Regions from separate parts of the Homo sapiens genome. Here region 2 is linked to region 1. A link is an interaction called in ENCODE POLR2A ChIA-PET data of the cell type or tissue named here. Cell type or tissue: PC-3. All regions are shown on one strand. Links, peaks and the distances in the headings refer to the core of each region. The heading gives the core; the rest is flanking DNA.

The links. ChIA-PET counts read pairs that join two places held together with the same protein. Peaks named below come from ENCODE experiments on the same cell type or tissue, not always from the same donor. Only the 100,000 strongest peaks of a DNase experiment are listed, where the experiment ranks them.
Region 2: POLR2A ChIA-PET joins it to region 1 with 8 read pairs; 3 of 35 experiments call an interaction of 5 or more read pairs at or near these places.

The regions. Positions count from the first base shown.
Region 1 is chr2:73,082,912-73,095,137 of GRCh38, reverse strand. It overlaps RAB11FIP5 (RAB11 family interacting protein 5), which reads left to right. Exons shown (of 6, transcript NM_001371272.1): 2 at 5,823-6,259; 3 at 6,389-7,088. Among named protein-coding and RNA genes, the nearest start is that of SFXN5, 17 kb to the right of the region's middle. RefSeq lists enhancers at 9,195-9,244, 10,463-10,757. In PC-3, for the core only: no CTCF peak of the experiment used is centred there; a DNase peak (open chromatin) is centred at 5,307; H3K27ac peaks cover 626 bases.
Region 2 is chr2:73,188,427-73,200,652 of GRCh38, reverse strand. No RefSeq gene overlaps it. Among named protein-coding and RNA genes, the nearest start is that of NOTO, 8.0 kb to the left of the region's middle. RefSeq lists a silencer at 5,684-5,853. In PC-3, for the core only: no CTCF peak of the experiment used is centred there; no DNase peak of the experiment used is centred there; H3K27me3 peaks cover 357 bases.

The sequences.
Region 1 (12,226 bases), core at 3,846-6,345:
CCCCTGACAGAGAGATGAAGTCAAGGTGGGTGCTTTGCAGGTGGAGCAGCTTAGTTCCTGCAGTGAAGGATGTGCCAGTTAGTGATATATGTGCTGCAGGCAGCCCGGACTCTGAGCACCAGGTGGGTGTCAGGGGAATTGTATGGGGGCAGAATCACTGTCCTTCCTCCTGGTTTGGTGAGAGTGTTGTTTCTCCAGTGGTTTCTGATCTAGGAGGCCTAATTCATCTTAACACTCTTAATTTCTAGAAAGTGCTTAATGCTGCCTGCTCCTCCCCAGTGTGTTCCTTTGGTAACTTACCCCCTCCTGGGGGAGGGATGAGTATTTCTAGGGTCAGTCCTCTCAGAAGCAGCGTGTCCTCGGGACTTGGGAAGGCAAGCCTTACTGGGCAGGAGAAAGACACAGGTTTCTCCTGGGTACCGATTGAGTGTCCTTAAGGACAAGCCCAGGTGGAGAGCCCAGGTGGCCGCTGACCTTAAAGTGATGTAAAGCGTTAGGGACCATCCTTGTGGTTCCCACATGGGGTCTGGGTGAATTCACTCACCTGTGGGGCCCCACCCCCAAACCCACTGAGAAATATAGATAACCAGGCCGGGACCTTCTAGTTCAGTAAGTCTGGGTGGCGTCTTGGGTGGATTTATATCTGTATATAAATCCTGCACCGATGCATAGCAGGTTTGGGTGCTACAGCTGTGGAGCTGTGAAAATGAGAGCTGTCTTGTGAGCCATTGTCTAGATGAATGTTGGGGCCTTGGTCACACCCTGATTGATTTTGGCCATGTCTCTGCCCTGGATGAAAGTGACAGGTCAGGCCTCAGCTTGGGCTTTGGAGTTCCTAAGCCCAGTGCCCCAGTCAGCTAGGCCTGGTGAAGGGCACAGAGAGGGAGAAAAAACCTTGATCAGGTAGGGAGGAAGGAACAGTAGCAGAATCTCCAAAACTGGAGACCAGGGCCTATCTCTTGCACAGCCAGACTTGGGAAGTTGAGGTTGGATTTTTTTTTTTTTTTTTTTTTTTTTGAGACAAAGTCTCACTCTGTTGCCCAGGCTGGAGTGCAGTGATATAATCTTGGCTCACTGCAACTTCCGCTTCCCAGGTTCAAGTGATTCTCATGCCTCAGCTTCCCGAGCAGCTCAGATTACAAACGTGTGCCACCACACCCAGCTAATTATTGTATTTTTAGTAGACACGGGGTTTCGCCATGTTGGCCAGGCAGGTCTCAAACTCCTGGCCTCAAGTGATCTGCCCGCCTTGGCCTCCCAAAGTGCTGGGATTGCAGGCATGAGCCACCATGCGCGTCCGAGGTTGAATATTTATTAAAGGATCTGGCACGTTCCCTTGAAGGCTAGGCAGAGCGATCGGCGTCAGGGATTCAAGAGCAGGAGTCCTAAGAGCTCACGGTCGTGGGAGAGAGTGAGAGGATAAGCTGGTTTTGCCAACCAGGCTTGGCGTGCCTTAGCCTCCCAACAGCCAAGAGGATGGTTGTCCCCACCTGAGGGCCAAGGAAGCGGAGGCTGAGGGAGGTGACCTGGTCAGTGGGGGACCCAGCACTCACCACCATGCCCTGCTGTCAGGCGCATCCAGATGAGAGCTGAGAGAGGGCCCTGCAGGGTTGTAACAGCTCCAGACTGTGCATGCATGATTTCTTTACTTTGGAGCTGTGTGCCCCAGGGGATACTCAGTCAATATCCACAAGAAACACAGTCCAGCAAGGGAGACCTTGGGTGCCCAGGACATGACAACACCAGGGGGTCCTGGGGCACGGTGCTGCCAGATCTGGCTGTAGAGTGAGTTTGGTTCAGAGTGTGTATGCCTGGTCAGAAAGAGGAGGGACTGGGCCAGGCCAGCAGGATGGTGGCAGCTGAGGGAGCTTCCCAGAGGAGTGGGACTTGAACTAGGTCATAGGACCCTGCTGTCATATTCCCCGTGGGGGCTTCAGTCTCTAGGGATGAGGTGCTCAGAGCCCATTTGCTCTGCTGCGTGTGGGGCTCTGTGAAAAGAAAGCCTCCATTTGTTTTCATTGCGGATTCCTCAGCCCCCCTCGACAGTGTTCATAGTTTTCCATTCTCCAGTGGACCTCCATGGTGCCCGACAGGTCTGTGGGGCTGTCTGGTCCAGGCACAGGGAAGTAGCACCTCTAGGGAGGGGGAGGATGTGGCCATCTCAGCTCATGTAGGCCATACTTCTGGGAGAAGGTCTGCTCTGGTTGAGTCCCTGGGGTGCCCAGGGTGGCCAAGGTGCCAGGCAGTATCCCATTCAGTCCTGCCCTTGACTGGGTTGCAGAGGGAGGTGGGGCTGGAAGGGAGGTGGACGAGTGATGGCAGCTGGGGTCCAGAGGTAGGTCCTGGCCATTCTCCATTTCACTGTGCTCTGGATGGGAGAGCCTAAAAAATATTCAGGGAAGCTTTTTCTTTTTCCTTCCGTGCTTCCTTGAAAAACAAGTCCAGGGAGAAACCCAAATTCCCTGTGGGGGAGGGCTGGGCAGAACAGGAGAAGGGGAAGTGACCTTATAGGGGAGAGAGGCCCAAAAGGTCCTTGTGGCAAAGGACCTGAAACTCGGCCTCCCGCCTTCCTCTGAGGGCTGGGAGGCAGAGGAGCACGGCCCATTTTGTGGCTCAGGAAGCTGAGATGAGATAGGAGCAAGAGCTTTCCCTTGTCTCTTTTTCCTATTACCACAGTAATATATGCTCCTTATAAAACATTCAAATAGGACAAAAATAGACAATGTAGGAAGTGCTAGTTCCCTGCAATCTCACCACAGGGCCCCGGTCCCCTCAGGTAATTGCATTACCGCTGTGGTGTGTGCAGTGTGAGTAGCTGGGGCTGAGGGCCCCTGACCTGTCTGCCCCAGCAAAGGCTGGCTGTGCTTGCTGATCCTAGTTACTCAGGGCTTGGGCGGTTTGGGGCTGGAGTCCATACCCTTCTCTTTTGCCCTACCTCCCAGGACTTTCCTGTGCTAGATAGGGCCTAGCCCAGATTTAGGGAAAGTGACTAGGGCTTGGCCTCTAAATAGGTAAAGGGTCAGGCCCACGGTGGTCACTGGGCTGAGAACGTAGAGGTGTGAGGCTGTTGATGCTGCTGGCTGGTCTTTCTGTCAAACTTCCTCTCCTGCCCCACAGACACCCTCACATACATCCTCCAGTCTGTCTGTCTCAATTAGCCTCTCCTCCCCTCACTTCTGCCCGTGCCTTATGAGAGAGGCACCCGCTCGGGCATTTTCTCTGTCCGCCCTGCCTGTGGCACCATCTGTTCCTACCCGGCCTTCTCAGGGGATTGTCTCTCAGGTTTGGGAGGGAAAACCAAAGTCTAGGCTCAGGCCGCTCAGGCTGCGGAGTAGGTCTCCACGGAGGGGACGGGCCATAGCCCACCAGGATTTCGTCATGATGGGCTCTTCTATAGGGATGTAGAAGAGTCAGAGGTGCCCCAGGAAGCCTTTTTAAAAAAACTTCAACATTAAAAAATAATCAAAATACTACCACCACTACCACCAAGCTTTTGCTGTGACTTAATTCTGGATCTTTGGATGTATAGGGACTTTTCATACAAAGGCTCCCCACACCCCACTCTGTGTCCACCAGAAGCTCAGGGAGCTGGCATTGTTGGGGGCAGAGCTCAGGCGGGAGGTGGATCCTGCATCACTGACTGCGGCTTGGGTAGCTCTGTGTGCGTGTGTGTGTGTGTGTATGTGTGTGTGTGCTGTGCAGTCACCAAGGGACTTTGAGCCCTTTAGTGACCAGCCTGACCACTACCACCGGGCTTTATTCCACCTTCATGCTCGATTGGCTGGGTCTGGAATTCCAGGCTAGTGGAAGGCTTTTCCCTCAGAAATGTGAAGACATTCCTTCATGTGGTGCCCAGTGTTGCTAAGGAAGACTCCAGTGCTGTTCGAATCCTTTCATGCCTGGTGTTCTAAGCCTCATAGTCATATCTGTTGGCATGTGTCTGTCTTAGTTCATTGCGCTGCATACTTGTAGGACTGTTCTAGCATTCATGTTCTTCAGTTCAGAAAAACATTCTTGTATGATTTCCTTCATAGTTTCTTCCTTTTTGTGTTCCCTGCTCTCTTTTTTTTAGTTAATAAAGTCTATTTTTCAGAGCAGTTTTAAGTTTACAGAAAAACGAGTGAAAAGTATAGAGAGTTCCCATCTACTCCACCCACGCCCCCACCGCCATTTCTTCTGTTAACATCTTGCATTAGTGTGGCATGTTTGTTGTATTTGAGAGCCAATATCAACACGTCATTGTTAACTAGAGTCTATACATTATGTTAGGGTTCACTTGCTGTTTTGTGCATTCTGTGGGTGTATAACAATGCATGTCCACCATTACGGTAGCATGCAGGATAGTTTTTCTCTCCTGAGAAGTCCCTGTGCTCTGCCTATTCATCGCTCTGTCCTCTCTTCAATCCCCCAGCAACCACTGATCTTTTCACTGTCTCCATAGTTTTGCCTTTTGCAGAATGTCAAATAGTTTTGTCGTGCAAGCATGAAGCCTTTTCAGATTGTCTTCTTTCACTTATGTATGTAAGATCCATCCGTGTCTGTTCATGGCTTGATAGCCTATTTATTTTTATCATTAAGTAGTATTCCATTGTCTGGATGTACCACAGTTTGCTTATCTTTTCACCTACTGGAGGACACCTTGGCAGCTTCCAAGTTTTGGCAATCATGAACAGAGCTGCTATAAACATTTGTGTGCAGGGTGTTTCTTTGGACATAAGTCTTTACCTCAGTAGGCAAAGTACCAAGAAGTGTGATTGCTCCTTGTGTGATCGGAGTTTGCTTAGTTCTCTAAGAAACTGCCAACCCCTGCATAAGAACATCTCTCCCCAGTAGGGCGGGCCCCAGCCACCCTGTGTGGTGGCCATGTGTGTTGGGGGCTGTCTCTGTGTCTCTCTGGGCACAGTGGGTGTGCACCGGGAAGAACTTAAGCTTTGGAGGGCTGGACACCTGGCTCTGAGTCTCCACGGATGGGTTCCTTTACCACTGAGCCTCACCCTCCTGATCTGTACAATGGGGTAGTACCTCTTACCTCATATGCTTTTTGGGAGGTATGTGCGGGAGTGAGGTAAGAACCCTCATGCTGGTCGTAATGCACCATAGATGCTCAACAGATATGAGCGCTCTTCGTCTTTCCTGGGTCTCTTTCTGCCATTCTTGTCTGTTCCTGCATCTTGTAGAGGTATTCCTGACAGGGCTTGGGGTGAGTCAGTGTGTGAGTGAGGTGTGTGTGTGTGTGTGTGTGTGTGTGTGTGTGTATACATACATGAGTGTATGCACTAGCATTCCTGTGTTCCTGGCCCTGGGCCTCTGGGTGAGCTGTTCTTTCCTGGGCTCACGGTGGCTGGGAGCAGAGCTTTGGCTGGGACTGGCCAGAGGAGATGATGTCAACAGGGAGAAATGTGGGTAGGTCTGTCTGTGCTGGGGCCTGGAGATGGGAGGGCTCTCCCAGGCCCAGCCTCACCCCTCTGGGCCTCAGAGTTTCAGATGTAGGGGAGATGGGGCAGAGGAGAGGTCTCTGAGCACCAGGAGAAGGTCCTGGGGTGGGAGGAGGCATGGTGTGGTAACCGCCGCCCTACCTGGTGGCACCCGAGGAGCTTCCCCACTCAGGATGTGGTTTTCTCCATCATGGAAATGTTTTGGATAGTTTCTCAGCTGCATCTGAAGCCTGGAAGCCCAGGCCGATGGGTCAGAGCAGGAGCCTTTGGGGAGAGGCTATCAGTGGCTCTCAGAGCAAGGAGGGGTCTGGGCAGTGCCTGGTACCGGGCGGGAGCCAGGCTCCCTGGGCCCGTGACTGAGTTCTGCCTGCTCCCCTCTTCTCACAGGTGGTACAAGCTGCACTCCAAGCCAGGCAAGAAGGAGAAGGAACGCGGCGAGATTGAAGTCACCATCCAGTTCACGCGCAACAACCTGAGCGCCAGTATGTTTGACCTGTCCATGAAGGACAAGCCAAGGTCTCCCTTCAGCAAGATCAGGGACAAGATGAAGGGCAAGAAGAAGTATGATCTGGAATCTGCCTCTGCCATCCTCCCAAGCAGCGCCATAGAGGATCCTGACCTGGGCAGCCTGGGCAAGATGGGCAAAGCCAAAGGCTTCTTCCTCCGCAACAAGCTGCGCAAGTCGTCCCTGACCCAGTCCAACACCTCGCTGGGCTCGGACAGCACCCTGTCCTCAGCCAGCGGGAGCTTGGCCTACCAGGGACCTGGCGCCGAACTCCTCACCCGCTCACCAAGCCGTAGCAGCTGGCTGTCCACTGAAGGGGGTGAGCAAGCACAGGGCCGCCGCCCTGGGGAGGGGGGCACTGGCTCTCCCCTTGGGTGGTGATGAAGGCCTGGGGCCAGGAAATGGGGCCTCTCTTCCTGCGAGCTAACTCTGTGTGTTTCCCCTGCAGGCAGGGACTCTGCACAGTCCCCCAAGCTGTTCACCCATAAGAGGACCTACAGCGATGAGGCCAACCAGATGCGAGTGGCTCCTCCTCGGGCCCTTCTGGACCTTCAGGGCCACCTGGATGCTGCCTCCCGCTCTTCGCTCTGTGTCAATGGGAGCCACATTTACAATGAGGAGCCCCAGGGCCCTGTGCGGCACCGCAGCTCCATCTCGGGCTCGCTTCCATCCTCTGGCTCCTTGCAAGCTGTCTCTTCCCGGTTCTCCGAGGAGGGGCCTCGTTCCACAGATGACACCTGGCCCAGAGGCAGTCGTAGCAACAGCAGCTCAGAGGCAGTGCTTGGACAGGAGGAGCTGAGTGCTCAGGCTAAAGTCCTGGCCCCTGGGGCCAGCCACCCTGGAGAGGAGGAGGGGGCCCGGCTACCAGAGGGCAAGCCAGTCCAGGTTGCCACACCCATAGTGGCCTCCTCTGAGGCTGTGGCAGAGAAGGAGGGAGCCCGGAAGGAGGAACGCAAGCCCCGGATGGGTCTCTTCCACCACCACCACCAAGGCCTAAGTCGGAGCGAGTTGGGTCGCCGAAGCTCTCTGGGGGAAAAGGGGGGTCCCATCCTGGGGGCCTCCCCACATCACTCATCCAGTGGGGAGGAAAAGGCCAAGAGTAGCTGGTTTGGCTTGAGAGAAGCCAAGGACCCGACTCAGAAACCCAGGTAAGTCGTTGGCAAGACCAACTTTGCTCCTTGGGGAGGATGCTGGGGTGTGTGCTGCCTGGACCCTGGGGCAGGGAGGAAGGAGTAGATATGGACCTCAGGCAGGCTGCTGGGGCTCTGGCTTTGCATGGTTTAGTGGGGTGTCTCCCTAAGCCAAGGTTCGTTCTGTGCTCACGGACACAGGTGAGTTACGAGGGCATAGTGCTCTGAGAGTCCTATGGATTGAGGGGTCCGACTTCTCAGCCCTAGGCCTTGCTGCATGAGTTGGCATGCCCACCCCCTGAGCTGGAGGGAAGCAGGAAAGTCCATTTGTGTGAATTCTTTGCTTCCTGACCTCCACCTCTTGCCCTCTGGCCTCAAGGTAAGGAAGCCTTGGTAGAGAGATGAGGACTGGAGACCGCACTCTCAGACTTCCCTTCCCCTCTCTGGAGCTAGAGGACTTCTCCCCAGCTGTCTCTGTGATCACTTCCCTCTGGGAGACGGGAGTCAAATAACTGAAGCCACCACTCCTTCCCCCGTCCATTCACCTGCCAGTTGCTTCCCCAGGCAAGAGGCTGTGGGCAGCTCCCATGAAATCTGTAACCCATCTCTGTCCTTGGAGACCCTGGGAGCTCTGGCCCTCTCTGATGTCTCTTGGTCTTGAGGTATGGCACCGTGGGAAGTGCTGGTGGCAGCTGTTTTGTTTTGAATATACTGAGTCCCCCATTTCAGGCCCTGGGCAGAGACCCTGATGCCTACCATTTGCTTCCTCCTAATTCTGAGCCAGGAGAGGCTGCAGAATTGTATAGCAGGGTCCAGAGAGGGGCTCCAGGTACAGGTCACAGAAGTGTGTGTCGCACCTTCCCAAGGGCCTGGGGCCAGCCCTCATAGGCAGCATCTGTGGCAGCCCTGGCCAGTGTGGTGAGAGCACTGTTTCTCTCAACAAGCCTGCCCTTCCCGCTCCATGGCTGCTTGGACAGGTTTAGAGGACAAGCACAGTAACAAGGGGGCAAAAGATAGGGCAGAGGAAGGACCCTAAACCTGTTGCCCAGAGGGGAGAGGAATCTTGTAGTCCTGGCTTTTTGTTTCCCTGTGGCACTCTGAGTCTGTTGAGAGGAGTGGAGAGAGACATGCAGGCCTTTCTAGGTTTGGGCCATGGTCAGCTGACAATCCCTGTTAGACCCTCATAGATAGGGGTATGGGGGGGTGGATCAGTTTCAGGGGCATGCCACCCCTTGCCTCCCTTGCTTGGTATGGCAGCTCCTGTCCCTACTGCCCCGCCCCTACTCACCAGAGCTCAGGTGAGCTGCTGGCCATCTGCGGCCTAGGGGAAGATTGGGAAGAAGGGGACAGGCCTTTCCCAGATGCCAGGCTGAGCCTGGTGTCCCTGTGACAGCCAGCCAGAGGTATTTGGAGGTGGTAGGGTAGAGGGAGGTAGCAGGAGATCTGGACAGGGCATTTGCTGGGAGGAGCTGAGGGCCTGGATTGAAAGGGGCACAGAGCACAGGCTCAGTGTGGTTGTGCGTACGGTGTCTCTGGGCCTTTTCTGGGGCAAGGTGAATGCTGGGGCCATTTGTAGGTGAGTCCTGCCCAGGCTTTGGGCTTGGACTCCCACAGGCTGTGAGTCTGTGGGGTTGTCACTGGCCTGGGGCACTTACAGTCTCCATCCTCTTTCTCCTGCTTCCCCATATCTCCTAATGGCCTCTTGGAATCTGGAGGATTTGGGTCACTGATGGCCATAAGGAAGCTGAGGTTTCTGTCCTGCTGTCACTTGAATTCTGAGCCTTGTCTTTAGCAGGATGGAGGGCACTCAGCATCCCTCCCAAGATGGGGCCTATTTGCAGGTGGCGGCTGCAGGGCCAGGCTCTGTGGCCGTGCATGCAGATGGGGTGGGAGGGGCTGTGCTTTGGGTAAGATGGCCTGGCCTGGACAGATGTGACACCTGGCCTTTGAGCTCAATCAGCAGCATCCTGGCCTTGTGTGCCTTGCAGGGAGGGGAAGGCTGGCCTGGAAGAAAGGACTGTTGGCGCTTCCCCAGAGGGCTTGCTTAGGGCCTCTGAGGAGAGAAGGAGAGGTGGGCTGCCTCATGGCAGGAAGCTGTGGGTTAGACCCAGAACTGGAGTGACTGAATGTAGCTGCAGGATCTCCAGCTGGGGCCTGGGGAGCCTGTCCCCAGGTCCAGAGAATGGGGGCCTCTGCCTTGGGGCTACCATTGCAGATTGTGGGATGTTCCTCACTAGGAAGAACAGCGGCGCCCTCTAGTGCTCCCATGTGGCACTGATGCCCCACAGAGAGGCCCGGGGCTGAACGTGTTGAGTATGGTATCCAGAGAAAGGCTGCTGCCGTGGGGAAGGAACAAATGAGGCTATACAGGGCTGAGAAGAGGGTCCTGCTGTTCCTCTGATGTGGCCTTTGTCTGCTGGGGGCCATGGCAGTCACACTGGGCCCCTACCAGTGTGTGCTGGAGCAGGGAGTAGGTAGTTGAGACCAAGCTTGTCTTGGCCACAGGACTTAGCCTCATTCCCCTGCCCTGTTATGAGCCATTCACACTGAGCTGCAGCACAGGCTACTTCACGTGTGTTTGAGGACAGGCAAGACCACGCATTTTAAACCCGCCAGGGCCAAAGTGGATTGTCTTTGTGTCTATCCCGGGTCATCCTTGTGTTCCCTTGTTCCCCGCCCCCCACACTAACCATAGGACTCTATGCACAGAAGGGGATCAAATGTTGATTACAAAAACTTTTAAAGTTGGGAATAAGTGTGGTACAACATAGAGATGAGTGTATCATGATGGTGGCCTCTGGCAGTCTCTGCAGTGCCTCCCTGCACCAGGTGTGGTAGGCAACAAGGTCCCTCCCTGTGGGCCTGGAATGTGCTGTGGCAGCGGAAGGAGCTTGGCTGCATTCTTGGTGGTGTAAATGAGTAACTATAATGTGCTCCCAGTGGCTTGGAGTTAGTGCAGCCTCACGTCCTGCTCTCCTCATGTGCTCCTCACAACCATGCTCTTGTCATGGTTACTGTATTAACAGTGTTCTGGTTTGGAAGATAAATGATACGTTCTCCCTACTTACAGCTTACAAGGCCCCTGTCACCTCATTGTGCCCAGGTGATGGGAGAGGATGTACCCGTCTCTTGGACATGTTTCCTGCACGTTGGGCCCATCTCAGGAGGGTCAGGAGGTCGTGCCTCAGGATGGAAGGCTGAAGGGCAGTGTTGCTAGAGATGAACGTGCCTCCAAGGCTGGCTTCGGCCTTTGGGGGATTGCCTGGTAGAGAGCTTGTGCAGATTCACTTGCCATCTCTGGGACCAGTGTGTGGAAATAACAAGGACACAGAGCTCTTTTCAGCCCAAGGAAGAGTTGTCTGCTAGTGACACCTGGCCTTCAGCTACAGAGGTAGCCCTGTGGTGTAGTGTTTAAGAAGAGGGGCTGTCAGGGTGAACAGGTGGTTCCTGTGTTGAGTGGCAGGTTCAACCAATTGTTCAGAGCTTCCTGCAGGCAGTAAAGTTTTATTCCCTCAGGTTGAAGGGGCAGAGACATCTGGACTTCTGACTTCCTTCCCAGCATTTGATCCTAAAAGAGAAGACAAATCAGCATATATTGCTGCCCCCACCGCTTGGGGGTGGGGAGAGTGTGCCAGGCCGGCACAGTAGGTTCTAGGATGCAGAGGTGTTTATTTGTTCTCAGAGCATGACCTGCAAAGACAAGCATACGTGGGAATATGTTCCTGACCTGGGCCAGGTGGAGTGGGAGGGAGATGTTTTGAAGTGAGAACCTTCAGAATGTGCACTTGGTGTGGAGCAAGGAAGAGGAAGGCATGAAGGAGGGATGTGTTACCAGATAGGAGGATGGACAGATGCCCTCAGAAGTACTGCTGGCTCTGTAAAGCCTGCCAGGCCTGGTGCTTGGAGTCCCTTCCTCCAGGGAGAGCCCTTTGCTGATTCTATACAAACAGGTTTGTGTGTACCTCTGGGGAGCTGGCCGGGAGAGGGAGGTTGCCGAGCCTAACCTGAGGCTCCCAGTCTACTCCCCTGCCGCTCTTGTCCCTGCAGTTCTGACTGCCAGCCAGGTTGCTGAAAGACTGCAAGGGTGAGTGCAGGCCAGGTTAGGGCTGAGGGGGCAGAGTTAAGCGTAGTGCTTTTAATGTTGATGGGACTCTCTTCCTTCAGACCACTGTGGCCTATTGTCATAAAGGGGGCTGGGGAGAGAAGCAGCTCAGAGTGCTCTAGCCCTGTTCCTGGGGGCCCGGGTCCTGTAGACAGGGTTGGGCTGGGTGTGGTATGGATGCACTAATGGCAAGTGGGCTGAGGTCAGGCTCTTGACCTGGTGGTGGTGTATGTTGCTTCTCACTCCCCTTGGTCCCCACAGCAGGCATGTGTGCCTTGGCCTGGGGCTTGTCTGGAATGAAGGGAGAAAGGGCATCTGCTGGGGTTGAGGCTCTGGGCCCACGATTCTTCCTCTTTTGGTATCTTCACCATGTCCATAGAAGCAGGGTAGTAGTGGAAGCCCAGGTGGGGTGGGAACAGGTGGGAATTTTTACCTCCCTCTCCCTCCATCTTTAGGTGGAGGGGATGAGACTGAGAATTTACCTTTGGATGGGGAGTTATTGTAAGGGGAAAAATAGGGTCAGGAGACTCTCGGGAAACTGATTCTTACGAGAAATCCCTGGGTTTGGGACCTGTGAGGCTGACCTCCCTTCTCCCAGAACCATCTTTGGAGCTACCTGTGCCTCTGTTTAGTTGGACTCCTTCCTGTGGTCCGCCCCTGGTGGTAGCTGCCGAGCTGACCTGCCTCAGTCCACCTCTGTGTGGGTCTGCCCTCTTTGGGCCCTGGGTTCCTGGGAGAATCCGGGCAAGCTCCAGACAGCTCATGCTCTTTCCACAGGTGCCCTTCCTACCCCAAGCCACACTCCTTATGGGCTGGCTGGCCAAAGCCCGGCTTCTGCCCCTTCAGGACTCACTGTCTACATTTCCTGTGCAAGAAGCTGGTTGGCTTGAAAAGTCGGATGTGTAGGGGTTTCCCCAGGATATTTCCACCTGGACAGGCAGGAGCCAAGGAACAGGGGTCCTGGAAGCTTAGAGCCAGGCCTGGGAGACCAGCCATGAGGAGGGAGACTGCTTAGAAGGCAGAGGGTGAGGCCACCGAGGTCTGCCTCTGACGG
Region 2 (12,226 bases), core at 4,709-7,208, 100 kb before region 1:
AGGCTGAGGCAGGAGAATTGCTTGAACCTGGGAGGCGGAGGTTGCAGTGAGCCAAGACTGCACCACTGCACTCCAGCCTGGGCGAAAGAGCGAGACTCTGTCTCAAAAAAAAAAAAAGTATGAAACATACTGAACTCTGTGAGTCATCAGGGAAATGCAAATTCAAATCACATCGTGATCCACTATACACGCACCAGAAGATGGAAAATACCAAGGGCTGGCTGGGCACGGTGGCTCACACCTGTAAATCCCAGCACTTTAGGAGGCCAAGGCAGGTGTGAGGCTGAGGCGGGTGGATCACTTGAGGTCAGGAGTTCGAGACCAGCCTGACCAACATCGTGAAACCCCATCTCTACTAAAAATACAAAATTAGCCAGGTGTGGTGGTGCACACCTATAATCCCAGCTACCTGGGAGGCTGAGTCAGGAGAATCGCTTGAGCCTGGGAGGCGGAGGTTGTAGTGAGCCATTGCACTCCAGCCTGGGCAACAAGAGCAAAACTCTGTCTCAAAAAAAAAAAAAAAAAGAAAAAGAAAAAGAAAAAGAAAAAGAAAATACCGAGGGTTGATGATAATATGAAGCATCTGGAACTCTTATCCACTGAGTGTGGGCATATAAATTGGTAGAAACACTTTCGAAAAATGGATAAGCAGTATTTACTTAAGCTTAACCCTCTGATCCAGCAGTTCCTATCCTAGGTATAGTGTATACCCAACACAAATATACATATGTGTTTAACAAGAGACATGTTTCAGAATGTTCACAGCAGCATTATTTGCAATAGCCCCAAATCAGAAACTACCAGAATGTCTACCAACAGTAGAATAAAGTTGCGCCACTGCACTCCAGCCTGGGTGACAGAGTGAGACTCTTGTCTCAAAAAAATAAAAAAATAAAAAAACAAGGCAAACTTATCTATGCTACTAGAAGTCAGGAGAATGCTTGGGGGTGGTTAATGAGTGGCAAAGGGCATGACGGGAACTTCTGTGGTGGTAGCAGTGTTCTATTTATTTTCTTTTTTTTTGAGATTGAATTTCACTATTGTTGCCCAGACTGGAGTGCAGTAGCATGATCTTGGCTCATTGCAACCTCTGCCTCCCAGTTCAAACGATTCTCCTGCCTCAGCCTCCCAAGTAGCTGGGATTACAGGCATGTGCCACCATGCCGAGCAAATTTTGTATTTTTAATAGAGACAGGGTTTCACCATGTTGGTCAGGCTGGCTGGTCTCAAACTCCTGACCTTGGGTGATCCACCCGCCTCAGCCTCCCAAAGTGCTGGGATTACAGATGTGAGCCACCGTGCCCGGCCAGTGTTCTATTTCTTCATCTGGATGCTGGTTACACAGATCTTTATACTTTGTGAAAATTCAGTGCCCACTTGTTCCTGGTCTGGACCATTATCAGTCCTTCCTTTATTTAGTTGTAGTTTTGCTATTGATTTTAATCACAGGATATGGAAATACCATGTTGTTCCCATTATCCCCCTGACAGTCAGGATCAGTCACCCAGAGAGTCTGATAATACTCTTCAGTGCCTATTGATTCACTGGTGAGAGAAGCCCAAGTAGCCAGCGACAGTCTTAACTGCCAGTTCAGTGAAACCACTGCTGTGTCTCATGTGGAAATAGTTCACTCTTGGGAACTCTAGTATCTCTAGATCAGCAGAGCACAAAGTTACCGAGATAGGAAGCAAAAATTTTGCTAGAGAAACACTATGTGTTATATTGAGGAGATCTGTTCTCATTTCTACCCTCTGACCCACAAATCCTGGTTTGGGATTTCTCCCAGCACCATATGTTGGTTGCCGGTTTAGAGCACATCTTGCATCTGAAGGACATTACCCATGCCCTGCAACATGTTACTATCCAGCTAGTGCCATAATTAAGTCTTCAAAAGGTCATCCTACTGTTCTTTCAAGCCAGCTGCTTCAGGGTAATGGTAAGACCAGTGAATACCATGAGCCTGAGCCCATTGCTGTTCTTTACTTGCTGTGAAATAATTCTTTTGTCAGAAGCAATGCTATATGGAATGCCAAAGCATTCTATAAGTTCAGAGATGTTGATTTTGGCAGAAGCATTGTGGGCAGAGAAAGCAAATCTATGTCACAGTAAATGGATATTCCAGTAAGAACAAAGTAATGCCCCTATGTGATTACCCTGGCACTAGGTGGCTAGTTGGTTTTCATATTGGGGGCTCAGTGTTGGTCTCTGCTGTTGGCAGGTTGGGCACTCAGCAATGGCTGTAGTCAGATTGGTTTTAGGGAATGGAAATCCATGTTACTAAGCCCCTGTCCAACCTCCATCCCTCTCGCCATGTTCACATTTTTCATGAGCCATTATGGTAACCACACCTACTTGTCACATCATCCCCATTGAATTTTGGGAGCCCAGCTTGATAGCATAAGTTCCCTCCGTCATTTCGGGCCTACAGAGAATAGCCACCATCGAGTTCTTCAAGGATATCAGGGCTTTCCTCTTGAATGCATTTCTCATAGGCTTGATGAAGGAAGTGTCTTCTAGAACTAACCTGGGCACATATTACAGGGGCAGGTAAATAGGTCTTCCATGGCAAGTCTACCCTAGCATTCTAGCCTTCCTTAGCCATTTGATACCTCTTCTACAGTGTGCCAACTTCATCTAGAAGTTGATATCAACCAACTGAACAAACTGTTAGACTCACTCAAGCTAGGACATTGAATCAGGAATCTCTGCTTAGTTGGCCCTTATAAATAGATTCAGCCTAATATGACTTTATATTTCTTCTGTCCTCATCTCACACCTTTGGGATCCATGTCCATACATTTCCCCAGGTTTCTGTATATGTAAATTGGCAACATCATGAAATTGTTTTGGTGTGTATCATACCACTGTCTCATGGGAAAGGCTTTGTACTTCATTCTCTGTAGCCTGTTTGAACTTGAGTCTACCAGCAATGAGAGGCAGTGGAGGTAAATCCAGAGGGCCACCACTTCAAGGAAGGCCATTACAAGACCTTCAGGCAAGGGGAGATTCACTTCTTTTTTTTGAGACAGGGTCTTGCTCTGTCACCCAGGCTGGAGTGAAGTGATGTGATCATATCTCATTGTAACCTTGAACTCCTGGGCTAAATGGATCCTCCTGCCTCATGCCCAGCTAATTTTTCTTTTTCTTTCCTGTTTTTTTTTTTTTTGGTTTTGTTATTTTTAGTTCTTTTTGAAACCAAAGAAACCATTGGCTAATTTTTTAAATTTTTTGTAGAGACAGAGTTGCACAGGCAGGTCTTGAGCTCATGGGCTTAAGCAATCCTCCTGCCTCAGCCTCCCAAAATGCTGGGATTACAGGCATGAGCCACTGCGCCTAGCTGAGATTCACTTTTTCAGATAAGAGTGGAAAGTTACTTCTACTGTGAAAAGAGATTCAGCAGAATTTAGGGGCTCAGATTTGTTGGAACCTGGCCATATATATCTTCATCGCAATTTTTACAGTCTCTCTTCTTCCCAATCAATGACACAATTTTTAGCAGAAGAGACCTGAGAGGTTGGGAACATAATTTACATCATAGGACAGCCACAAAACTTTCAGGTCCTTTCCATGGACCTTGAGATGGGAATTCAAAATCCCGACTCCTCATATTCTTTCCCTAAATTCTTCAGGGCACTTAGAAACAACTCACCAATGTCATCATAATTGTTATATTCAAGCAAACATTTGGTCAATCAAAGATTTGACTTCTATAGACACCTGATTACAGTGTCTGCAAGTGATCATTTAAATAACTTTTTTGGCTGAGTGCAGTGGCTCACACCTGTAATCCCAGCACTTTGGGAGGCCGAGGCGGGCAGATCACCTGAGGTCAGTTCGAGACCAGCCTGGCCAACATGGTGAAACCCCATCTCTACTAAAAATACAAAAATTAGCCGGTCGTGGGGCTGGGTGCCGGTATTCTCAGCTACTTGAGAGGCTAAGGCAGGAGAATCGCTTGAACCCAGGAGGCAAAGGTTGCACTGAGCCGAGATCTTGCCATTGCACTCCAGCCTAGGCAACAAGAGTGTCAGACTCTGTCTCAAAAATAAATAAATTAAAATTAAAATTAAAATTAAATAAATAAATAACTTTTTTTCCTATGGCATACCATGAAGAACCAGTGATCTCTTTACCCCTGACAACCTCTGGTAAGGGTTATTTATGCCTTTAAATCTATTTAGGTCACAGAATCAATTCTAGATGACCCAGACTGAACCCATCACCCACTAAGGTTCTGTTATTCTTGGAACCATGTCCAGTAGCAGATTCTCTATTAGTCATGATCCAATCGGAGAAGCAGGACCCCTAGGAGTGACAAAGAATAAAGGATTTTTTTTTTTGAGATGGGGATCTTGCTCTGTTGCCCAGGCACATCTTGAACTCCTGGACTCAATGATTCTCTTGCCTCAGCCTCCTGAGTAGCTGAGATTACAGGTGCACACCACTGTGCCTAACAGAATAAAGGATTTTTTTTTTTCATCATACTCAACCCCAAAGAATAAAGGATTTTATTATGGGAATTTGACCTTACACAACTGTGGGAACTGGTAATAGCTCTCTGTGAGGATGTTACTTCTTTGTCTGGGTCTGGGACTAAAGTCCACAGGCAGGCATTGGGGAAGGAAAGATGGATGTGAAGTGGGAAAATTAGGACAAACTGGAACCCAGGAAGAAGGGCAAGAATGAGCTAAAACCTGCCTCAGTCTCACACCACCTCCAAGCCTCTCATTTTGTTAATGCAGGTGACTTGCAAGGAAGTCTGGTGTCCTTCATTCTGAAACTAAGCACATACTCGGCTCAGGAGCTGGGAAAACAGAAGAGGGTCTGGTGGGAGCTGAAGGACCTACACGCCCAGCTGTGGCCTCCATCTGCAAAACGAGCCAGTAGATCTGCCATAATGCGTGTGAGCTGCCATAGCACCTGCTCTGCACTGCTAAACACGGCTGCTGCTTCACTTCTGTGTCCTAAGCATCATGCCCAAAACCATTCAGGGAAGGAAATTCCGGGAAATGTAGTTCCAGCTTAGCTAAGTTGACACAACAAATTTATAATAAGGTTTAACCGGCCAGGCGCGGTTATCCCAGCACTTTGGGAGGCCAAGGTGGGCAGATCACGAGGTCAGGAGTTCAAGACCAGTCTGGCCAATATGGTGAAACCCCGTCTCTACTAAAAATACAAAAATTAGCCGGGCATGGTGGCATGCATCTGTAGTCCCAGCTATTTGGGAGGCTGAGGCAGAAGAATTGCTTGAACCCAGGAGGTGGAGGTTGCAGTGAGCTGAGATCGGGCCACTCCACTCCAGCCTGGGCAACAGAGTGAGACTCTGTCTCAAAAAAAAAAAAAAAAAAGTTTAACCATGTATAACATAAAACATAAATACCTTGGTAAAAGTCTAAAGGCATTCTTAGGCATGATAAACATGACAATCAAAATAAAGATGAGCTCCGGGTAGGGAGAAGGGAGTAGGATTAGGGAGGGTCACTTGGGCTGTCAACTTTCTGTATTGTTTTATTTCTTAACACAAAACAACCATAGTAAAAATGTTTGATGAAACTGAGTAGTGGTGGGTATATGGATATTCTTTTTATTATTCTCTATACTTGTCTATAGGCTTGAAATGTTTCATATTTTTTTCCTACCCCTCTGTATTTAAAAAAAAATTTTTGGCCAGGCCCAGTGGCTCACGTCTATAATCCCAGCACTTTGGGAGGCCGAGGTAGGCAGATCACTTGAAGTCAGGAGTTCCAGACTAGCCTGGCCAACATGGTGAAACCCCGTCTCTACAAAAAATACAAAAATTAGCTAGGTGTGGTGGTGGGTGCCTAAAATCTCAGCTACTCAGGAGGCTGAGGCAGGAGAATCGCTTGAACTCAGGAGATGGAGGTTGCAATGAGCCAAGATTGCACCACTGCACTCCAGCCTGGGTGATAGAGTGAGACTCCATTTCTAAATAAATAAATAAATATTAAAAAAAAAAGTTTTTTTGTAGTGATGGGACATTGCCATGTTGCCCAGGCTGATCTCAAACTCCTGGCCTCAGGCAATCCTCTTGCCTCAGCCCAAAGGGCTGGGATTATAGTCTTGAGCCACCTAGCCCAGCTGCCCCCTGCCCCTTGCCCCCTTGCCCCCTTCCCACTGTGTTTTTTAAAAGACAAAATACAATTTGAGAAAATGTCACAAAAGAAGAGCCAGTTGATAGACAAATTTCCCTAGCATAAAAAAATTCTTAAAAGCTGGGCACAGTGGCTCATGCCTGTAGTACCAGCACTTTGAGAGGCCGAGGTGGGCAGATCACCTGAGGTCAGTTCAAGATCAGCAAGACCAACATGGCGAAACTCCATCTCTACTAAAAATATAAAAATTAGGCAGGCATTGTGGTGGGTGCCTGTAATCCCAGTTACTTGGAAGGCTGATACAGGAGAATTGCTTGAACCCAGGAGGCGGAGGTTGCAGTGAGCTGAGATTGCGCCACTGCACTCCAGCCCGGGGAACAAGAGTGAGACTCTATCTCAAAAAAAAAAAAAGTTCTTACAAGTCAATAAAGGCAGATAGCCCCAAAGAAAAATGAGCAACATAAGTCACAGAAGACATACAAATAGATATAACCACATTAAAAGATGCTCAATGTGTTTAAAAGATTATAAGCACATTAAGATGCTTAAATTTATATAAATATAATAAATGATATTTTTGACTATTTGAGTCCCAAGATTAAAAAGATTAATAATATCCAGTGTTGGTGAAAATGAAGGGAAATAGGCCCTCTCATATATTACAGGGAAGCATGTAAATTAGTTCAAATTTTTGGAGAAATTTTTAAAATTTAAAACCTTTTTCTTTTCTTTTCTTTTCCTTTCTTTCTTTCCTTCTTTCTTTCTTTCTTTCTTTCTTTCTTTCTTTCTTTCTTTCTTTCTTTCTTTCTTTTTGTTGTTGTTGTTGTTGTTGTTGGAGACAGGGTCTTGCCCTGACACCCAGGCTGGAGTGCAGTGGGTGATCTCAGCTCACTGCAACCTCCACCCTCTGGGCTGAAGCCATCCTCCTACCTCTGCCTCCTGAGTAGCTGGGACCACAGGCACGTGCCACTGTGCCCAGCTATTTTTTTATAGTTTTAGTAGAGATGGGGTCTTGCCATGTTGCCCAGGCTGTTCTCAAACTCCTGAGCTCAAGTGATTCGCCTGCCTTGGCCTCCCAAAGTGCTGGGATTTTTTTTTTTTTTAATAGAGATGGGGCCTCACTATGTTACCCAGCGTAGTCTTGAACTCCTGGGCTCAAGCGATTCGCCTGCCTCAGCCTCCCAAAGTGCTGGGATCACAGGAGTGAGCCGCTGAGCCCAGCCAGGAGAATAATTTGCAATAGCTACTAAAATGTCAAAAGATTCCTTTTCAAAGATTCCTGTATAAGGATGTACATTGTAGCACCTTTTATAGTAGCAAAAGCCTGGAGGCAACTTAAGCATTCCCTAGATCTCCAGTGCCTAGAAGCAATCCAGGATTTTCTGATGAAATTAATTTTGGCGCTCAACCTTGAACAATCAGTTTTCTTTTTCTCACTTAATTGTGGAAATTCCTCCAAGCTACCCAGTTTAGACCTAACTCATTCTTTTTAGTGTCTGCTTAATGTTCCACAGTATGGGTGTGCCACAATTTATTCAACCTTTCTTCTGTTGAAAGGCATTCAGGTTGTTTTCTGCTTCTGCCCTACAAACAGAACTGGTAAGAAACATTATTTTAAATATATATTGTGTACTGGCTCTTTTATTTCTATACAAAAAGATCCCTGAATAGTATTAATGGACAGAAACCTGTAAGAGTTTATATTTTTAAATTGTAATTGATATTACCTTATTGATTTCTAAGACACTGTAAAAATTCACATGGCCCTTGTGACCTGCTGTATCCTCAGGGCCTAGTCCATGCCAGGGACTCAGTTGGCCAAACTAAAATAAAAATATTTAAAAAGAACAAATAAATTTGTCCAGGAGCTCTCGAGCTGTCCTCCAGCCAAATTCTTCCCCACTTCCCAACCCTCTTTCCCCACTAAAGGATTTTCCTTCCTTTTTTTTGTCTAAACCCATTAATATGCAAGTGAGCTGGGTAGCAAGGAGGAGAAGGAGGGAAAAATGGTAATAATAATAATGGGTAATATTTACAGATCACTTAAGCTTTGCACTTGGGTTATCTCACTTAAGTAGAGAATGAGTTTCCTTCTCTGGATTGAGGGAAGAAGAACGTTTTGAGCACTGGTTGAGATCTCAGAGTCACTGGGGAAGATGTGTTAGGAAGCCCCTTTGCTGCCCTTTCCCAACACCCTGTGAATCCTTGTCCCTTTTCTCCTTTTTCACTCTCCTTTTGCAGGGTCTTCATCTCTCTTTCTTTCTTTCTCTCTCTCTCTTTTCCCTCCCCTCTCTTTGTCCTTCCCTCTATTCCTTCCTTTCTCTTTCTCTCTCTTTTCTTCTTCCTTGTCTTTCCAAAGGGAAGCTTTTTCATGCAGAAGAAAGGTGCTAAATGGTGATGATGGAGTTTGTTGGACCTGGATGGAGGGCTGCCATGCAACGTGCCCTAAGTCAAGCCCAGCTTGCAGGGTCAGAGGGCCCCAGAGCTGCCTTGGGGAGGCCCCATACCACCTCCCCCTACCCCCTGCCTGGGCTGTCTCAGCTCCAGCCCACACCTGCTCTCCCCTCCCCTGCCCCTCCTGCTTCCCCTGCACCTGACAGGCCAAGAGCAAACAAGGTTGGTTGTTTGTTCCTCCCTCCCTGGAATGCACAGCTAACACATTGCACTTTGCAGTTACCTAGTGTTTCCTAACTTTTTCTTATGTATGCTGCCTTTAAGATTTTCTCTGAAATTCTATGCCCTTCAATTAGACTGAAGTCGACAAACATTTACTTGTTTGAGGCCTATTCTGTGTTGGGTTTTATGAGGGGTACAAAGTGCAATGAAATATACAATTCCTGCCCAATGGGAGCTCAGAGTCTTACGGTGAGGGTGGAGGGAGGGGACAGAGAGACTCATCCACAACTAGCTAATGCAACTGCCAAACCAAAGGGATGGATTCTATGGGAGTACAAAGGATGGAGAGATTAGTAATAACTTCATAGGCCAGGTGCAGTGATTTATGCCTGTAATCCCCACACTTTGGGAGGCCGAGGCAGGCAGATCACCTGAGGTCTGGAGTTCAAGACCAGCCTGGCCAACATAGTGAAACCCTGTCTCTACTAAAAATACAAAATTAGCCAGGCATGGTGGTGCATGCCTGTAATCCCAGCCACTCAGGAGGCTGAGGCAGGAGAATTGCTTGAACCCAGGAGGCGGAGGTTGCAGTGAGCCGAGATCGTGCCATTGCACTCCAGCCTGGGCCACAGGTGAGACTCCGTCTCAAAAATAAATAAATAAATAAATAAATAAATAAATAGATAAAGTAATAACTTCATAGGTCCAGGAGGGCTCTGTGGAGGACACTTTCCTCTGCAGAGGCATCTGAAGAGAGGGAAGTCTATCAAGGGATGAGAGTGGGTGAGATCACACGGAGAGAAAATGCTGTAGTAAAAGAGAAAGGGGCTTGTATGGATCCCTTGGGGACTGCTATGTTTAGGGACAGCAAGGACAGAAGAAGAAGGATTAGTCAGAGAGGAAGGTTGACAGCCAGGGCAAATAACCCTTGTGCAGTGAGATAAGTATGTTTTCTATTCACTTGGAGCACTTTATACAGCTGGTTGGGACTTTAGCAGCAAACTAGTCAAAGCCCTTTCTTTCTTTCCTTCCTTCCTTCCTTCTTTCTTTCGTTCTTTTTTTTCCTTCCTTCCTTCCTTCCTTCCTTCCTTCCTTCCTTCCTTCCTTCCCTCCCTCCTGCTCTCCTTCTCTCTTTCTCTCTTTCTTTCTCAGAGTCTCGCTCTGTTACCAGGCTGGAGTGCAGTGGTGCAATCTGGGCTCACTGCAACCTCTGCCTCCCGGGTTCAAGCGATACTCCTGCCTCAGCCTCCCGAGTAGCTGGGACTACAGGTGCGTGCCACCACACCTGGCTCTTTTTTTGTATTTTTAGTAGAGACAGGGTTTCACCATGTTGGCCAGCATGGTCTCGAACTTCAGACCTCATGATCCGCCTGCCTTGGCCTCCCAAAGTGCTGGGATTACAGGCGTGAGCCACCATGCCCGGCCTTTTTTTTTGTTTTTTGTTTTTTTTTTTGAGATGGAGTCTCACTCCATCACCCAGGCTGGAGTGCAGTGGCACGACCTTGGCTCACTGCAACCTCTGCCTCCCAGGTTCAAACAACTCTCCTGCCTTGGCCTCCCAAGTAGCTGGGACTACAGGCACCCACCATCAGACCTGGCTAATTTTTGCTTTTTTAGTAGAGACGGGATTTCACCATGTTGGCCAAGCTGGCCTCAAACTACTAACCTCAGGTAATCCACTCACCTCAGCCTCCCAAAGTGCTGGGATTACAGGTGTGAGCCACCGCCCCAGCCCTGGCTCATTTTTTATGTTTTTTTTTTTTGTTTTTTTGCAGAGATGGGCTTTTGCTATGTTGCTCAGGCTGGTCACGAATTCCTGGCCTCAAGCAATCTTCTTACCTAGCCTCCCAAAGTGTTGGGATTTTTGATATGAGCCACTGTGTGCCTGCCCTGACAGCCCTTTCTTGTACTGAAAAGGGAAGACATTGAAGACCCACTAAGTGTGGAGTGACTTGCCCAAGAGAAAACTCAGTTCAGGACTGTGAACTTCCAGCTCACTCTGCACACCCCTGTGACAACCCAAGACCCACTTCAGTGCCGTATTCATCTTTTTATCCGCTAGTCACACCTTCCACGGTGCTTAGCACATATTGGTTGAGTTGAATTCTCTCTCTCCCCTATCATTCTAGTTTCTGAAAAAAGGGAAAAGAAAGAGGGATGGTCCTCCAGTGAACCCCTGTTATAGCATAAGCACATTGCAAGGGGCACACCTGTGCATTCTTTTTGATTCCCACAATCATACTGTTATCCCCATTTTACAGATGAGGAAACTGGATCTTGGGCAGTAATGTGATTTCTTTTACAACTAGTGACCTGCCAGAATTCAAACCCATTAGGTTGGTGCACAAGTGATTGCAGTTTTTGCTATTGAAACTAATGGTAAAAACCACAATTACTTTTTTTTTTTGAGACTGAGTCTCTGTCACTCAGGCTTGAGTGCAGTGGCCCAGTCTCAGCTCACTGCAACCTCTGCCTCTTGAGTTCAAGCAATTTTCCTGCCTCAGCCTCTTGAGTAGCTGGGATTATAGACGCGTGCCACCACACCTGGCTTTTTTGTATTTCTAGTAGAGACAGGGTTTCACCATGTTTGCCAGGGTGGTCTCGAACTCCTGACCTCAGGTGATCCGCCTGCTTTGGCCTCCCAAAGTCCTGGGATTACAGAAAGGAGCCACCACGTCCGGTCTAACCACAGTTACTTTTGCACCAACCTAATAGTTCTGTTGACTCAAATCATACGATGAGAGTGTTTATTTAATGGTTGAAATGGAATTGAATTGATTTTTCTTCTGTGCTCATAGCCCTTAGAGAGGAGGGAGGATTTTTTTTCTTTTGTGGGTAAGCAGGAGATGGAGTTATAGAAGGAGAGTGAGTGAGTGAGAGAGAGAGACAGAATCCTTTTAAGGGCCCTTTTTTTTTCTTTCTGTCTTTCTTTCTTTTTGAAACAGAATCTTGCTTTGTCGCCCAGGCTGGAGTACAATGGCACCATCCTGGCTTGCTGTAACCTCCACGTCGCAGGTTCAAGCGATTCTCCTGCCTCAGCCTCCTGAGTAGCTGGGATTACAGGTGCCGCCACCAAGCCCAGCTAATTTTTGTATTTTTAGTAGGGGCAGAGTTTCGCCATGTTGGCCAGGCTGGTCTTGAACCTGGGACCTCAAATGATCTGCTCTCCTCAGCCTACCAAAGTGCTGGGATTACAGCACTGCACCCAGTGGGGGCCAATTAATTTTAACTACTCATAACTGACCAAACTTCCAATACCCATAGGAGAGGCAAACAAAGGTATGAGTTCTTCTTTAAAAATCACCACCTATCTTACACCTTAGCTCCTTTTTCAGCATTTTCACCATTTGAACCTGATCTGAGGGGCATTGTTGAAATGGACAGACACAAAGAGAGTTGGGTTGTGTTGTGTGTGTGACCTCTCCAAGTGCCATAAATAGATGGAGTCAGAGAGGGGAGAGGATGCAAGAACCACCTAGAAATAAGTTTCTGTGCTC